Linked DNA regions of Homo sapiens: all the other regions are linked to region 2. Evidence: chromatin contacts called from ENCODE Hi-C or POLR2A ChIA-PET data. All regions are on one chromosome and are shown on one strand. Each heading gives the region's core, a stretch centred on a gene start or an enhancer-like site at or near the end of the contact. The rest is flanking DNA. Distances are from core to core; before and after follow the strand shown.

Region 1 (2,700 bases), core at 201-2,700, 1.3 Mb before region 2:
TGGTGCAACCCCGGCTCACTGCAACCTCTGCCTCCTGGGTTCAAGTGATTCTTGTGCCTCAGCCTCCTGAGTAGCTGGGATTACAGGCATGCACCCCCATGCCTGGCTAATTCTCGTATTTTTAGAAAAGACGGGGTTTCTCCATGTTGGCCAGGCTGGTCTCGAACTCCTGGCCTCAAGTGATCTGCCTACCTTGGCCTCCCAAAGTGCTGGGATTACAGGTGTGAGCCACCACCCCGGCTCTTTTAGATTTTCTACGTAAACAATCATATCATCTGAGAGCAAAGACAGTTTAATATTCCTTCTTAATCAGTACATATTTTCTTTTCTGGTCTTATTACATTATTAGATCTTCCAGTATGACACTGAGAGGTGACAGTGTGCTGGCAGTCCTCACAGCCCTCGCTCGCTCTGGGCGCCTCCTCTGCCTGGGCTCCCACTTTGGCGGCACTTGAGGAGCGCTTCAGCCCGCCGCTGCACTGTGGGAGCCCCTTTCTGGGCTGGCCAAGGCCGGAGCCGGCTCCCTCAGCTTGTGAGGAGGTGTGGAAGGAGAGGCAGGGGGGGTACCGAGGCTGCGCGCTGTGCTTGCGGGCCAGCGTGAGTTCCGGGTGGGCGTGTGCTGGGCAGACCCCGCACTCCGAGCGGCCTGCGGGCCCCACTGGCCCTGGGCAGTGAGGGGCTTAGCACCTGGGCCAGCAGCTGCTGTGCTCAATTTCGCTCCCGGCCTTAGCTGCCTTCCGGCGGGGCAGGGTTTGGGACCTGTCGCCTGCCATGCCTGAGCCTGCCCGCCCTCCGTGGGCTCCTGTGCGGCCCGAGCCTCCCCGACGAGCGCCGCCCCCTGCTCCAGGGCACCCAGTCCCATTGACCACCCAAGGGCTGAGGAGTGCGGGCGCATGGCGGGGGACTGGCAGGCAGCTCCACCTGCAGCCCCAGTGCGGGATCCACTGGGTGAAGCCAGCTGGGCTCCTGAGTCTGGTGGGGACATGGAGAACCTTTATGTCTAGCTCAGGGTTTGTGAATGCACCAATCGACACTCTGTATCTAGCTACTCTGGTGGGGCCTTGGAGAACCTTTATGTCTAGTTCAGGGATTGTAAATATACCAGTCGGCACTCTGTATCTAGCTCAAGGTTTGTAAACACAGCAATCAGCACCCTGTGTCTAGCTCAGGGTTTGTGAATACACCAATCGACACTCTGTATCTAGCTACTACCAGGGGACTTGGAAAACCTTTGTGTGGACACTGTATCTAGCTAATCTGGTGGGGACGTGGAGCACCTCTGTGTCTAGCTCAGGGATTGTAAACGCACCAATCAGCGCCCTGTCAAAACAGACCACTGGGCTCTACCAATCAGCAGGATGTGGGTGGGGCCAGATAAGAGAATAAAAGCAGGCTGCCAGAGCCAGCAGTAGCAACCCGCTAGGGTCTTTTTCCACACCGTGGAAGCTTTGTTCTTTTGCTTTTTGCAATAAATCTTACTGCTGGTCACTCTTTGGGTCCACACTGCCTTTATGAGCTGTAACACTCACCGCGAAGGTCTGCAGCTTCACTCCTGAAGCCAGTGAGACCACGAGCCCACTGGGAGGAATGAACAACTCCAGAAACGCCGCCTTAAGAGCTGTAACACTCACCATGAAGGTCTGCAGCTTCACTCCTGAGCCAGCGAGACCACGAACCCACCAGAAGGAAGAAACTCCGAACACATCTGAACATCAGAAGGAACAAACTCCGGACACGCTGCCTTTAAGAACTGTAACACTCACTGTGAGGGTCCACGGCTTCATTCTTGAAGTCAGTGAGACCAAGAACCTACCAATTCTGGACACAGTGAGACCAAGAACCCACCAATTCCGGACACAACACTGAAAAAGAGAAGTGAAAGAGGACACCCTTACCTTGTTTCTGAGCTGAGAAAGCTTCTTGTTTCTCACCATTAATAGGTGTTAGCTATAGGGTTTTGTTAATGTTCTTTATCAAATAGAGGAAGTTCTCTTCTAGTCCTAGTTTGGTGAGAGTTTTTATCATAAATGGGTATCGGACTTAGTCAATTTTTTTTTGTATCTATTGATGTAATCTTGTGATTTTTCTTTCTCTGTTGATGTGATGGATTATAGTGATTGAGTTTTTGAATGTTGAACCAGGCTTGCATACCTTGGGTAATTCCATTTGGTCACGGTATATAATTCTTTTGTTTTGTTTTGTTTTTGAGACGAAGTCTCGCTCTGTCACCCAAGCTGGAGTGCAGTGGCGTGATCCCAGCTCACAGCAACCTCCACCTCCCAGGTTCCAGCGATTCTCCTGCCTCAGCCTCTGGAGTAGCTGGGACTACAGGTGCGTGCCACCATGCCCAGCTAATTTTTGTATTTTTAGTAGAGACAGGGTTTCACTATGTTGGCCAGGCTGGTCTTGAACTCCTGACCTCGTGATCCACCTGCCTCAGCCTCCCAAAGTGCTGGGATTACTGGCGTGAGCCACTGCACCCAGCCTGTTTTGTTTTGTTTTGTTTTTTGAGTTGAAGTTTCCCTCGTCATCCAGGCTGGAGTGCAATGACGCGATCTCAGGTCACTGCAACCTCCACCTCCCAGGTCCAAGCAATTCTCCTGCCTCAGCCTCCCAAGTAGCTGGGACTACAGATGTGCACCACCACGCCCAGCTAATGTTTGTATTTTTAGTAGAGATGGGGTTTTTACATGTTGACCA
Region 2 (2,700 bases), core at 151-2,650:
GCCAGGCAGGTACATACATGGGAAATGCTGGCTGGGTGAGAGGGAGCGTGAAGAGCTGTGGGAAGCCGAAGTGGCCCCATCAGAAGCTGTGCACAGGCACCTTGTTTTTAATGACACGGGTAGGTCAAAGCACAAACAGCTGCCAACTCATGACCTTTGTCTTAAAAGTTTAAACGGCAGGAGAACTGCTTTGGCTTTTACACATTTAACATGGTATCTTGGAGGCTCCTTAGTGCAGTAGAAAGGACATGAACTTCAAGAGTCAGGAGACACAGGGTCTTGCCTGAGCACTGCCATCAGATGGCCCCTTACCCTTCTTGAAATGTAATATGCCAGAGGTCGGCCCAGATATTCTCTGAGCACCCTTCCAGGCCTAAAACACTAGGATACTGTGAGATTAACTCCTACTTCTGGTCCTTCACTCCTGCCTGTTGGCAGCTCAGTCAGGTAATAGCACCTGGAGTTCACCCACCTGGGTGTCCCCCACTTCTGCTAATCTCCTCCTCTTGAATCCTTCTTGCTGTTCAGCTTGGAAACTAGAATTTAGGAAGAAAAGTCACTGTATGATGTAATGCACAGCTTTGGCCTTGTTTCTGCACTGTAGTGACCCAAACATCCCCGATAAAACACCCACTGCTTAAGAGGCAGGCTCGGATGGACTATAGCTTTGATACCACAGCCGAAGACCCTTGGGTTAGGATTTCTGACTGCATCAAAAACTTATTTAGCCCCATCATGAGTGAGAACCATGGCCACATGCCTCTACAGCCCAATGCCAGCCTGAATGAAGAAGAAGGGACACAGGGCCACCCAGATGGGACCCCACCAAAGCTGGACACCGCCAATGGCACTCCCAAAGTTTACAAGTCAGCAGACAGCAGCACTGTGAAGAAAGGTCCTCCTGTGGCTCCCAAGCCAGCCTGGTTTCGCCAAAGCTTGAAAGGTTTGAGGAATCGTGCTTCAGACCCAAGAGGGCTCCCTGATCCTGCCTTGTCCACCCAGCCAGCACCTGCTTCCAGGGAGCACCTAGGATCACACATCCGGGCCTCCTCCTCCTCCTCCTCCATCAGGCAGAGAATCAGCTCCTTTGAAACCTTTGGCTCCTCTCAACTGCCTGACAAAGGAGCCCAGAGACTGAGCCTCCAGCCCTCCTCTGGGGAGGCAGCAAAACCTCTTGGGAAGCATGAGGAAGGACGGTTTTCTGGACTCTTGGGGCGAGGGGCTGCACCCACTCTTGTGCCCCAGCAGCCTGAGCAAGTACTGTCCTCGGGGTCCCCTGCAGCCTCCGAGGCCAGAGACCCAGGTGTGTCTGAGTCCCCTCCCCCAGGGCGGCAGCCCAATCAGAAAACTCTCCCCCCTGGCCCGGACCCGCTCCTAAGGCTGCTGTCAACACAGGCTGAGGAATCTCAAGGCCCAGTGCTCAAGATGCCTAGCCAGCGAGCACGGAGCTTCCCCCTGACCAGGTCCCAGTCCTGTGAGACGAAGCTACTTGACGAAAAGACCAGCAAACTCTATTCTATCAGCAGCCAAGTGTCATCGGCTGTCATGAAATCCTTGCTGTGCCTTCCATCTTCTATCTCCTGTGCCCAGACTCCCTGCATCCCCAAGGAAGGGGCATCTCCAACATCATCATCCAACGAAGACTCAGCTGCAAATGGTTCTGCTGAAACATCTGCCTTGGACACAGGGTTCTCGCTCAAGTGAGTTTCTACACCCGGTGTTTCTCTTTACCTTTCTCATCTTTTTCTTTCTCATCTTTATTTTTAAAAATAATCCTATATATAATTTAAAAAATTCCCAGATATATTGATTAAAGAATTGTTCTGCCTCTTTCTTTCCATGTGTGTGCAGATGTCTGAGTGTGTGTGTGTCTGTCTGTAGGTATTACACCTCTGCCTTTCACATTAAGGAGGAGTTTTCACAACATCTGGCTTCAGGAGGGCTGGGAGGTAGGAGGTGGGACTGGCTCCCTGGTGAATTGCTCATGAGGGCTGACATACGCCTGTGGAGATTTGGAAGGTTGATGCACATCTGAAATGTCCTGCGGTTACTCAGAAAGACCAGAATGAGGCCAGGAAATTATCCATCAGGAATTCTTACTCTCCAAATGGAATCCACTTGTACTCTGCACGTGGGTTCAACTCCCTCGTCAGGGAGTTAGGATGTCTGGGTCCTAGTCTCAGCTTAGGCACTGATTCTGACTATGAGCAGGTTCTTTCCATGCTCACCCTCAGATTCCTTGTCAGTTGAAATTAGGAGATGGATGAGACCTTCTATGCAGAACCAAGAGGATGTCAGACGTGCCATAGGGTCCCTGCTGTAGGGCTGGGGCTTGGTCTTCCCTCTGATCAAAGTAGCTCTGCATTTATTAGTTTTATTTATTATTCTTACACTGCTGGGAAATATCTGTAGAGTGAAGGTATGCTAGTATCTACTCATAGATTTGTTGCATCAAATAATATGCACATAAGTGCTTGGCACCACACCTGGGACATAGTAATTATACAATCACTGTTACCTCTTTTTAATATTGTTGTTCATACTGTGTGTTGTTTCTCCTTATGAAAGCCTTTCAGAGCTGAGAGAATATACAGAGGGTCTCACGGAAGCCAAGGAAGACGATGATGGGGACCACAGTTCCCTTCAGTCTGGTCAGTCCGTTATCTCCCTGCTGAGCTCAGAAGAATTAAAAAAACTCAT
Region 3 (2,700 bases), core at 201-2,700, 1.2 Mb after region 2:
AGAGAACAGTGAGAAGACAAATCAACTCCCACCTGGTACTGAGCACATGTGCATATATAAATACCCGCTTTAGTTCTTTTCCACAGTGAGAAGGAAGAGGACTCACTATCCTGGGACCTCCTACACATAGAACCTCCACTGGCCTGAGCATTCCTTCCCCTTGGTTTCTCACTCTCTATTCAAACTCTCCTTCATGATGATCAAGCGCCCCACCCCCAACTCGCCCCGCCCCGCCCCGCAGTTTCACGACCCTTCACAGCCTTCATTTTCTTCCAATTTCAAATTCACATAACTTGGCAATTAATACGTTGACTTTGGCACTATTCTTCCAGGCCATATGCCTATAAATCTCTCGAACAGTAACTGCAACTGTGAAGTAAGCATTAGAAGTTGACATCCAGCCGGGCGAGGTGGCTCACGCCTGTAATCCCAGCAATTTGGGAGGCCGAGGCGGGCGGATCGCTTGAGGTCAGGTGTTCGAGACCAGCCTGGTCAACATTGTGAAACCCTGTTGTCTACTAAAAATACAAAAATTAGCCGAGTGTGGTAGCACGTGCCTCTAATCCCAGCTACTGGGAAGGCTGAGGCATGACAATCGCTTGAACCCGGGAGACGGAGGTTGCAGTGAGCCGAGATGGCGCCACTGCACTCTAGCCTGGGCGCCAGGGCAAGATTCCGTCTCAAAAAAAAAAGAAAAAAAAGAAAGAAAAAAGTTGACAACTAAAAGCAACGTAGCTTCAAAGCAAGAGGTCTGACGGTGGCTACCTTCGACCCAGGGTCACCGCGGCCAGTCATGACACAGGCCTAAGTTCACAACAGAAATCCTGCACACGCAGAGCTCTAGCCCTTCTCCGGGACACCAGGGAGTCTCAGGCTAACGAAACCACCAAGGCACCGTCTCTTCCCGAGTCGGAGGGCGGCAGAGCACACAAACAGATCGCGGAGCCCCGGAGGCCGAGGAAGGCCCGACTCACCCTGCTATCTTGTTGCGGAGCTTTTTGCTGGGGATAATGGCGATCTCCTCGCACACGCGCTTGTTCGTGTGGAAGTCGTTGCCCAGGCGCGTGTAGTACTTTTCTATGATGACCCGGGCCGCCTTCTTCACGGTTTTGGTGCGAACGCGGCCCTGCGGGTGGAGAGGACAGGATCACTCACGAGCCAGCGCAACCTTCTGGGAAGAGTGCGGCGCCGAGCCCCGGCCGGTGTGGTTGGGGACCGCCGGCTGCGCTGAGCCGGAGAGGGCCCGGCTAAACAGTGCCGGGCGCCGGGCTTAATGCGGAAGCCGCCGGCCCGTTGCGCTCCAGCCTGACAGGGCTCTGCGCCTTCCCGGCCCAGGGCCTCTCTGTGGGCTGAGGACCGCGGGAAGCTGCAGATGGGGGACGATTGTGGAGGATGGCGGCCTCGAGCCAAAACACCTACCATGTTGGCGGGTCCTTGGTAAAAGAGGAAACAGGAAGCACAGGCGAAGCCTGTTAAAGCTTAGGCCAGAAAGCCGCTTCCGCCCGGCCACGGTCGCTCTGAGCCTACTCGGGAGCCACACAGCGCCCCCTGGCGGAGTGGAGCGGGGGCGGCGGTGGCGCGCCCCTCCGGTGGGCAGGGTGTCTGTCCCGCCCCCGACGGCTCCTCCCTTTCCGCTCCCCGCTCCCCTCGGTTGACTTGGGCTCGCTTCTCTCCCCCATCTGATTTTTAATGGGACCGCCCGTGCGATGTGCTCTAGCGTAGCGTCCATCTCTTCCACACACGCCAGGGAGAGGAGAAGCATCCGGTCCTCGGGAGGACCGAGAAAAGAAGGCGATCCAGGGCCGTGGAACAATGAGGAAGTGGGGGATGGCGGCCGCCCAGGTCCCCCACTCAGTCCGCGGGCCGGAGACTTGTCAGGTAGAGACAGGGTGCGACTGGGCGAGACGTATCTCATTTCTTCCGGGCCTTTGCTCAAATGTCGCCTTATCAGAGGGCTTTCCCTTCAAACTTAGGTAAAATAACTCCCTCACTATCCCTGCTTATATTTCCTAGCACTTGCCGTGTGATTCGGCTTATTTTTCTCAACTAGGGGTGAGCTCCATGACAGTAATGGTCATTTTGTTTAGCTAATTCCCAGTGCTTGAACAGCGCCTAGCACGTAACAACCTCTAACATTGACGTGAAGGGCCCAGCTCACCAGCAGAGCTCCCAACACCTCAGGTACCTTCTCCATCCACTATCTTCAGGCTGTTCCTGCCGCACCCATCCTCAAACCAGGGCCTTCCGAAGCCACCAGCGCAGGCTGCCCCGATGGGCCGCAGCCTAGGTAGGGCCCTGCCCCCTTCTTCCAACTCTGCTCCCTGGGCTGACAGCAATCCTAGGCTCCCACCTGACAGGGGAAGGCTGAGCTGGCCAGGCTGGATGAGTTAAGCCCAGGGCTGTGCCTCATTCCTCAACGCACCTTGGGTACTCCAGTCGGACTCTCAACTGATTGGGGATGGAAACCTGAAGGACAGGAAACCCTGGCAGCAAAAAGTACCAATGGGACAAAAGAAAAGGCCAGAATCTCAGAACTGCGGGAGCAAACTTCCAGTCAAGCTGCTGTCAGGCCCGAAGTGAAAGATCAGGGTTTTTGTTTTTGTTTTTGTTTTTGAGACGGAGTCTTGCTGTCGCCCAGGCTGGAGTGCAGTGGCGCGATCTCGGCTCACTGCAACCTCTGCCTCCCAAGTTCAAGCGATT
Region 4 (2,700 bases), core at 95-2,594, 1.5 Mb after region 2:
AGTTTCTTAAGACTTCAGTATGTATTTGATTTCTGCCGTTGGAATACTTTTCAATACTGTTTTAAATTATGCTTACTCTTGCATCTCTGAGTCCTTTATAGAATCCAGTTGTTGTATTTTAAGCAGAATACTGGTTGGAAATTACTGTAGAGGCATACTAGCCAGAATGTAGAAGGCTGTTCTTGCAGACTGACTAGCACACTGAGGACCCTTACTATTGGAAATCTTTCTAAAGTGCAATGGGACAGAAAGAAAAAGTGGGCCACTTGTCTTGGCAAGTGCAGTACACTGAATACTCCTGACAGTTTCTTTAATAGGGCTATAGTTCTCACTCAGAATTTGAATTTTGACTTTAGACATTAAGTGTTGAGGAGAATGGCCTAAATCTGCCTAGACTTGGAGCCTACTTCTTTGGGGGGTATGTGTGTGCACTTTAGATAAATCCTAGCAAAATTTATGTAAATTTGTTTTTAAAAGTATGCTTAAGCACCTCCACCTAAACTGTGCAAGGTTACTGTAATAAGTGTTATGAATGATATAGCAGTTCCAAACTGTGATTCTGGTTAATTGAGCAATCTGGCTATTCTGAGTTCAGAGCTTCACTGTACCTAGAACCAGGTACAAATGAAAATGTTCATATATTAGGTGGAGACCCAATGGCCTGTTTCCATGGGGTTTGCAACAACTGCCCTGTGAATGAAAAGTAAAGAGTTCGCGTGGCTGTGTCTAGATCGGACTTTGGAAGTGGGCAGATCTTTGTGGGGTGCCACATTCCCAGCCCAGATTTAATGCACATGGTTTTGGGAAGTTCTGTTCAACTCACAAATGCTGCTAATTCACAGGAAAGAATAAGAAAGTGTGAATTTGCACCAGAGAATGCCCTTGATTGTGAAACCTGTCTCATTACCCCCAGAAAGAAATTGTAATAAGAAGGTATAAGTTTAAATCCAAAGCAAAATAGCCTTTTGTTAGCCACAGCACGGCCTTTCAATCCTGAACTAGAATTGATTATTAATCCTTGAAGCCTTACCTGGAAGATCTCTAAATTAGTGGCCACAGTCAGGCCTGTCTCCAGCAGGCGATAAAAGATTTTTACCCTCTCAGGGGTCTCCAGGTGCCAGAGTGAAAAATAGCTTCTCCTCACCAATGCCTTGAAGCTCTGATCTAATTGTGTTTTGACAGCATTTCACATCCTCAAAAATAAAGTATGTAAGCCACCTCAGGGTAATGTAGGTGGAATTAAACACATTATATACAGAAAAATGTGCCAGCACCACCCCTCCGGTGGCGGTTCATTGAGTTGCCGGTTAAAGTTTTATTTTAAGCCTTTTCATGTGTAGAAACCTACTCACTTCATTGTCATAGAATGAGTCATCACTGACTAATACCCAAGACTGAAGTTAAATTGAGCAGGATAAATTTTTTTTAAAAGATTTCTTTTAGCTGGACAGGGTAATGAAGGAGATACAGCTTCAGAGGTATCCAGGTCACGCACAGTGGGTGAGACTATTCCACCCCAGGCCTCCGTAACACTCTTCAGGATGGGAGGGACAGATCACATTTGTCTTGAAAAACCGTCATTCTAACAAAAGTGCATGTCTGTTCCTGTCAGTTGCTATGGATTTGAAGAAGTTAGCAGAAAGGAAGTGGTTAAGCTAAAACATGAGCTATTCAGCTGTCCTGGATTCAACCAGGGAGCTTATCGTTAGCACGTAATCAAGGCATTTGCTTAATGAAGTGATTATTTGTTTAAATCATGGTGTTAACTGATAGGAGATTTCACAATTTCATAGCAGTAATGTCCTGGGAAGGGAAAGTGTTTTATTGATAGTACTAGCTCTGCTTATTCAATTTCAGGATCTATGGATGAAGTGTTGGCCTCCTTAAGGCATGGCAGAGCTCCTCTCCGGAAGGTGGAAGTGCCGGCGGTGCGCCCTCCCCACGCCTCAATCAATGAGCACATTCTGGCTGCCATAAGGCAAGGGGTCAAACTGAAGAAAGTTCACCCTGATCTTGGCCCAAACCCCAGCAGCAAACCAACCAGCAACAGACGCACCAGTGACCTTGAGAGGAGCATCAAGGCTGCGCTCCAGAGAATCAAGAGGGTGTCTGCTGACTCTGAGGAGGACAGTGATGAGCAGGACCCTGGCCAGTGGGATGGTTAGGCTCAAGTTTGACAAAGGCACCTGCCACAGTAGGCTTGAATAAAGTGGGTGAGTCTTAGACCTATCGAAAAGCATACTAACAGGGTGCTGATAGATGGGCCACATAACACCCCGGAAGATCAGCAGGGCCTTGTGTAGGCTGCTGCAGCATTTTTTTTTTTTTTCTTTTTTGAGATGGAGTCTCACTCTGTCGCCCAGGCTGGGGTGCAGTGGCGCCATCTCGGCTCACCGCAAGCTCCGCTTCCCAGGCTGGGGTGCAGTGGTGCGATCTTGGCTCACTGCAAGCTCCGCCTCCTGGGTTCACGCCATTCTCCTGCCTCAGCCTCCCGAGTAGCTGGGACTACAGGCGCCACCACCTTGCCCAACTAATTTTTTGTATTTTTTAGTAGAGACGAGGTTTCACCGTGTTAGCCAGGATGGTCTCGATCTTCTGACCTCGTGATCCGCCTGCCTCAGACTCCCAAAGTGCTGGGATTACAGGTGTGAGCCACCACGCCCAGCCTTTTTTTTTTCTTTCTTTTGAGACAGAATCTCT
Region 5 (2,700 bases), core at 143-2,642, 1.4 Mb before region 2:
ATGCTTCCTCATAATAGCTAAAATAATTCTGTTTGAACGAACGAATTAACATCTGTATAGATTCCCTCATACACACCTACATAGATGAAGAGAGGGGTGAAATGAGCATATATGCTTTACTGCTTTAACCCATAGGCACCTTGAATTTGAGTAAATAACGGATAATAGAATAGTGAAGGGTAATTAAGAAAGCCTGATGGTATAACTAATTCCAAGGAACATCAAGTTTCCAAATATCTGGTGTCTCTGAAGCATGATGCTGGGAAGACAGATCATCAGTTTGACTTACAACAGAATTACAAATACGTACTTATTCAGGGGACATTAAATTTTTCTTCCTCTGGTGTCTAACAAAAATGAGTCCCCAAAAACTCTTTAGAACATGCCTTCACAACAGGATATGACTGCCATTTTATTGATAAGAAAACTGACATTACATAGACTAAAAATACATAGCAGTGCAGTTGGTGAAAGTAATGAAACAGAGGTCTGCTAACCAACAAACACGGACCCTCACTTATTCCTCTCATTTCTCTCTTCTGTTTCCTACGTTCTTGGGAAGCCTGGATATGATAGCCAAGTCTTCCTTTCGTTCACTCAAGAAAAAGCATTTAATGTTGACCAACTCTGAGACAGGAAAAGCCTAGGCCCTGGAGCTACTGAGACACAGCCTTAGCCCTCCATATGCTTAGTGAAGTCCAGTCAACCTCTGAGTTCTGCCCTTTGGCATCTCCACACCTTTTTTGGTGTTCCCTCGTCTAAAGCACCTGCATCTTTCTCTGGCCATTTTACTAATATAACCGGAGTCTTACTCGTAGCTCATTAACTTTAGGCCTCACTGAGGGAACCTGGGCACTCAGGTGTTCACCCATCTCCTCTACCACAACTTTCTGTTCTCACCGTGCTCTCACCACAGCACCGTCATCCCCACGGAGGGTTTTCGAGCACCAAAAGAGCCACCCATGCAAACAAACTCCCCTCCCAGAGATAAATCTGTCAACCCCTGCCGTCCTCTCGCTCTTTAGCCCCACAACTTTCACTACCGGGCCCTCTCCCCGCCATAGTGCCAAGAGCGTCCAGACCACGACTAGGGGGCGTGCGCGCGCCGGGAGGGGAAACGTGCGCGCGCCGGGGGGTGGGGGGGCGCCTAGCCCAGCGCCAGCACGGACCATGCACAGATCAGCAATCGCTGGCCGCCAGGCCTTCGGAGGGTCTGTCCGCCGCGGCTTCCGCTACGGGCGGCCTCGCACCTTCTGGCTCAGTACGCGGGACTGGCGTAGCCGCTCCTCGGCACTCATCGCCCGCAGACGCTGCTTCAGCTCTCCCCGCAGGCTCCGCTTGGCGCTGCTCACCGCTGCCGCCGCCATCTCACGCCCAAGCCGAGTCCAGTCCCGCCCTCGGCGCCCTGGGCGCCCTCGGGTTCGGTCTCCGCCCCTGGCCGCTCCCAGGTGGATCCGCGGCCTAGGGGCGGGTCGGGGCTCGGGGAAGCGCCCCCACCCCGCTTCCGGGACGCGGGCCCGCGGCGCGCCGCGCGCTTACCTCGCCTCTGGCCCTTGGGACCCAGCCCTCGTGCGGTCCCCGTGGTCCGGCTCGCCCTCCCCGGTTAGGGGAGCGGTGGCGAGGCGCCGTCGCTGCCCTGCCGCCTGACCTCCCTGAGCCTGGGCCCTCACCGGGACCGCGGAGGCGGCAGCGCCACTGGCGGGGATGGTAAAGATGGCCGGCAGTACCCACGGTGCCTGGCATCTCTTGTACTGTTCAGTAGTGGGACTTCAGGGGCCAGAAAAGAAGGGCAAGGCAGGACATGTAGCGAAATCGTCACGAGTCGCTTAACTACAGGGATAGGTCTGACAGATGCCCCGATTTCCTTCTTGTGCAAACATCAGAGTGTAGTTACACAAAGTTACTACACACCTATGCTACACACCTGTACAGCGTATTTTGTACCGAATACTGTAGGCAATTGTAAGCACCGTGATACTTGTGTATCTAAACACAGAAAAGGTAATGTGTTGGTTGGCTACCACATCAGTAGGTATTAGGAATTTTTCAGCTCCATTATAATCTTAAGGGACCACAGTGGTTGATGGAAATGTCCTTATGTGATGAATGTATAGATGATACATAATCGGGAACACTGCTAAAGCAATAACTGTAGTGTAAAAGCCAAATTTTGCGGGTTTCTAGTGTGAATGTATTCCAGGTAATAGTGCCCACATAGGTACTTCCTGTTATAACCATCAGTGACTGTTCATTCCCACCACTCAGCTCTGATTAAAACACAAAAATGAATTAAAACTAAAAGCAGTTGGGGGGTGGGTGAGGCACTTGCAGGAAGAGGTAAAAGAAACTGTTAAGTCTTAAACTGCTCCCAGTAGACAGGCGCCTCAGATGGCATAGACGGTTGCCTCTCAGATGTGACTTCCTAAGAAAACCAGAGCTGTCTCTGCCAAAAATACGTCCCTACTGACCGCCCCAGTGTCTTAATCCCCACCGTTAAGAATCACACCTCCTAGGTAAAGCATTAATTAAGTGCCCGGTGAGAATGCACATGGCTTGAGAGGGGAGTTCTGGCTTCTTTATGGAATCTATCAACAGCTTCCAGGGAAAGCTAATGCAAGTCCCAGGGGGACTGTGTTGTAAGAAAAAGGGAAGGCCAGGCAGGTACAGCGTATACATAGTGCAATTAGATTTGCTGACCTA
Region 6 (2,700 bases), core at 201-2,700, 1.9 Mb after region 2:
AGATTTCTTATTTCAAGCAATCAACTGCCAACCATACAAAAATAAAAATAAAAAGGATTTCTTCTAAAACACAAAGCACACATGGCAGTGTTGTGTGTCTTCCTCAAAGAGCTTAATAAAAATTGTGAATGCTATGTATTACATGCAGACGCTTTCTAGAAAAAGAGCCCAACGACAACCTTGTTATGTAGGAAGAGAGAGCTATTGTGGACTGTAGCAGGAGGCCAAGAATAAGGTTTGAGATTCTACCTAAAACAAATATGGAGGTGGAAAGGCACAAGAAGCTTGCTGGACCCACCAGTCAGAGGTAGGCTGCAAGCTCTCGGCTATCAGAGGTCGGTTTAAAAGAACGATGGGCACCAGAGAGGCACGTACCCCAGGACAATGATAGGGCAGGCGGGGCACCGGGAATCGCGCTCAGGGAAAACTCAACAAGTCTAGAAGGCAAAGAGATGGATGAATGACTGCCAAGAGGCTCCCGCTGGCCTCTGGATGACCACTACCACTTTCCAGGATTTACTGCCCGCCGGCACTCGCCGGCTCGCGGACAGCCGCTCACCCCGCTGCCGTACCTGCCCCGACGTTCGCCCGGGACCCAGGGTATCCACCAATGACCCTGCCCGGAGCCGAAGCCTCCGTCGCAGGCCCGCTGCCCGGCGGCGTGGCTTCCCGGTCGGCACCGGCTTTCCAGGAGGAAGGCAGCGTCGGGCCTGCGGGGGCCGGACCCGCCTTCGAAAGTGGGCGGAAGGATGGCCGCCCTGGCGGAGTGCGGGCGAGGCCGGGAGCCCTTGCCTCAGCCCCGGCCCGGTCTTCTTCGTGCCGCGCCGCCCTCAGCCCTCACCACAGCCGGCCGCGAGCTGCGGGCTCGGGGCTGAGGCGATGGGGAAAGGGGGCGGGCGCGCCATCATGAAGGGGAAAATGGTGGGCGGGCGGGCCCGCGCGCGGCCGCGGTACTCACCCGGGCCGGCCAGTGCGGGTAGCCCTTCATCTTGGCGAAGACCAGGTCGCCCGCTTTGTACTCGCGGGGCCGCGGACGCGCCATCCCAGCCGCTCCCCTTCCTGGTAGTCCTTGGTCGCCGCGAAGATGCCGGGAGGCCGCCCCCCCGCGGGCCGACGAATTGCGCCGCGCTCCCCGCGGGCCTCAAGCCGGGCGGACGAGCGGCCGCTCCGACGAGGGGAAGCGGCGAGGCGGCGGCTGAGGCAAGGGGTGGGCGGGGGGCGCAGCAGGCCCGGCAAATCACGGCCCGGCAGCGGGGGAGGGGAGCCCCCGGCCGTTCGGCGCTCGCCCGCGTCCGGCCGCGCCAAGGTCCCCGCCGCCGCCGCCGCCGCCGCCGCGCGCGCTGCTCACCAGCGCCGCGTCGCCTGCCTCATGCCGCCGCTGCCGGTCTCCCTCCCGGGCTCCCGGGCGCGGCGCGAGCGCCGGGCCTCGCGTCTGCTCCGAATTCCTTCTCGGGCAGCGACCGCAAACACGATCTTATTATTGTTCTCGCGCGCGCTCAGCATCCCCCCCCCGCCCCGCTTCCCGCTTCCCGCTCCCCTCCCCTTCCCTCCCGCGCGGGCCGGTTAATTCCTAGGTACACGGCCGGCTTTCGCGGAGAAACCGAGCGCGCCAGCCCGGCTTCTCGGCTGGCGGGCGGGCGGTGGGCGCGTCCTCCCCCAGCACCGAAGCCCGCGCCGGGCGGGCGGGAGTGCCTACTCCGGAGGACGCCCGCCGCCTGCTCTCTTTTGTTCTTGGCCCGGAGCTGCCTGCCGCAGCCCAGCCAATCACCACCCGGCCGCCCCCTTCCCCTCCCGTCCGTGCCACTCTGGGGGTTCTCCCCACTCGCGCCCCCCGCTCCCACGCCCACCTCCCGCTGACTCGACCCTCTCCTGGCTACCCCCAGCCAGCCACTTCCGCGGCTGCTCTCTGGTGAGTGGGGGACAAAGGCGCTCCAGGCCTGGGGGACGGCGGCGCGAGGGGACCCTCTGCTGGGCACCAAGCTGCCGGAAAGAGCACCGCTCCGGAGTCAGCGACCTTATTGGATTCTTGCCCCAGGTCTGCCCTTAACAATGCAGTGTGACCCACCTAGGGCGAGCTATTTAATCGGAGTCATGGGAGGTTTTCTCATTTGCTGAGTGGCACAGACGGGATTCGAACCTGTATCCACATGAGTCCAAAGTCCATAAGCGATTATGTTTCTCTCTGTGTGCGTTTTCTAGGCCTGCAGTGTTTGTGAAAAGGACTTGCACTGGCCGGTCACTTGTTTCCAATCCTGGCAACCTTTTGGACAACGTTTTTGAAATTAGCATCCCTTTCTGGAGATGTATGTACATATACAGTTCATTAGCTCTAGAACATGTTCATTTACCACTATTTTACTCTAAATTCCCTAGCTGGCTGCTTTCAAAGACATTTTGAGAGTAGGAATCTTCCTAACACTCTCTTTTGTGAGGAGTAAGTAGAATAATTCAAGGAATCGTTTGGAGTCTGTCCAATGAACGAATGCTGCTTCTTTAATCATGCTGTAACCCACCTCCTTTAAGGGGTCAGCTGGCATAGCTCCTAAATGCTGCTTTCTGTGGCCCTCACCTTGTCACACGGACAGTTCTCATTTGTGTCTGTTCTCTCTCCCTTTTACAGAAGCTACAGTTTTCCCCACCATCCGCCCCCCTCTCTGGCCTTGTAGAATGGTGTGTGTGTGTTTTAACTCCTGCTCTTGT

What was found. A loop is a pair of places that touch in the nucleus more often than their neighbours do. ChIA-PET counts read pairs that join two places held with the same protein, here RNA polymerase II (POLR2A). Pooled maps may share reads with other maps.
Region 1: a map with no recorded cell type shows a loop between it and region 2 (8-fold over the local background). The contact joins two enhancer-like sites. A Hi-C loop is called at or near these places in 1 of 168 maps with a recorded cell type or tissue (transverse colon), 3 of 37 single-sample maps with no recorded cell type and 3 of 50 pooled maps. POLR2A ChIA-PET finds 5 or more read pairs at or near these places in 1 of 52 experiments (GM12878).
Region 3: a loop to region 2 is called in a map of CD8-positive, alpha-beta T cell, with 4 times the contacts of the local background. The contact joins the promoter of RPS17 here to the enhancer-like site in region 2. A Hi-C loop is called at or near these places in 2 of 168 maps with a recorded cell type or tissue (CD8-positive, alpha-beta T cell and GM12878), 3 of 37 single-sample maps with no recorded cell type and 9 of 50 pooled maps.
Region 4: a map of GM12878 shows a loop between it and region 2 (3-fold over the local background). The contact joins two enhancer-like sites. A Hi-C loop is called at or near these places in 1 of 168 maps with a recorded cell type or tissue (GM12878), 1 of 37 single-sample maps with no recorded cell type and 2 of 50 pooled maps.
Region 5: a map with no recorded cell type shows a loop between it and region 2 (4-fold over the local background). The contact joins the promoter of MTHFS here to the enhancer-like site in region 2. A Hi-C loop is called at or near these places in 2 of 37 single-sample maps with no recorded cell type and 7 of 50 pooled maps. POLR2A ChIA-PET finds 5 or more read pairs at or near these places in 1 of 52 experiments (activated B cell).
Region 6: a loop to region 2 is called in a map with no recorded cell type, with 9 times the contacts of the local background. The contact joins the promoter of HDGFL3 here to the enhancer-like site in region 2. A Hi-C loop is called at or near these places in 6 of 37 single-sample maps with no recorded cell type and 8 of 50 pooled maps.

Annotation. Positions count from the first base shown.
Region 1 is chr15:80,015,974-80,018,673 of GRCh38, forward strand. No RefSeq gene overlaps it. Among named protein-coding and RNA genes, the nearest start is that of ZFAND6, 42 kb to the right of the region's middle. RefSeq lists an enhancer at 1,595-1,754. Within about 2 kb of position 1,451, at least 3 of the 41 ENCODE cell types and tissues checked have a DNase peak (open chromatin) inside an H3K27ac peak, as active enhancers do; they include GM12878, where a contact is called at or near this core.
Region 2 is chr15:81,298,776-81,301,475 of GRCh38, forward strand. IL16 (interleukin 16) reads left to right here. Exons shown (of 19, transcript NM_172217.5): 14 at 605-1,700; 15 at 2,569-2,700. Among named protein-coding and RNA genes, the nearest start is that of STARD5, 24 kb to the right of the region's middle. Within about 2 kb of position 1,401, at least 7 of the 41 ENCODE cell types and tissues checked have a DNase peak (open chromatin) inside an H3K27ac peak, as active enhancers do; they include CD8-positive, alpha-beta T cell and GM12878, where a contact is called at or near this core.
Region 3 is chr15:82,539,007-82,541,706 of GRCh38, forward strand. RPS17 (ribosomal protein S17) reads right to left here and starts at 1,451. Exons shown (of 5, transcript NM_001021.6): 1 at 1,420-1,451; 2 at 975-1,126. The coding sequence starts at 1,422. RefSeq lists silencers at 1,458-1,577, 1,588-1,687 and an enhancer at 1,807-2,308.
Region 4 is chr15:82,831,372-82,834,071 of GRCh38, forward strand. It overlaps WHAMM (WASP homolog associated with actin, golgi membranes and microtubules), which reads left to right. Exons shown (of 10, transcript NM_001080435.3): 10 at 1,858-2,700. The coding sequence ends at 2,165. Among named protein-coding and RNA genes, the nearest start is that of WHAMM, 23 kb to the left of the region's middle. RefSeq lists enhancers at 915-2,114, 1,228-1,427. Within about 2 kb of position 1,345, at least 7 of the 41 ENCODE cell types and tissues checked have a DNase peak (open chromatin) inside an H3K27ac peak, as active enhancers do.
Region 5 is chr15:79,895,622-79,898,321 of GRCh38, forward strand. It overlaps MTHFS (methenyltetrahydrofolate synthetase), which reads right to left and starts at 1,393. Exons shown (of 3, transcript NM_006441.4): 1 at 1,251-1,393. The coding sequence starts at 1,367. All of the region lies in intron 2 of ST20-MTHFS (ST20-MTHFS readthrough), which reads right to left. RefSeq lists a silencer at 1,402-1,701 and an enhancer at 1,842-1,891.
Region 6 is chr15:83,206,373-83,209,072 of GRCh38, forward strand. It overlaps HDGFL3 (HDGF like 3), which reads right to left and starts at 1,451. Exons shown (of 6, transcript NM_016073.4): 1 at 959-1,451. The coding sequence starts at 1,042. RefSeq lists silencers at 709-1,158, 1,549-1,888 and an enhancer at 1,749-2,362.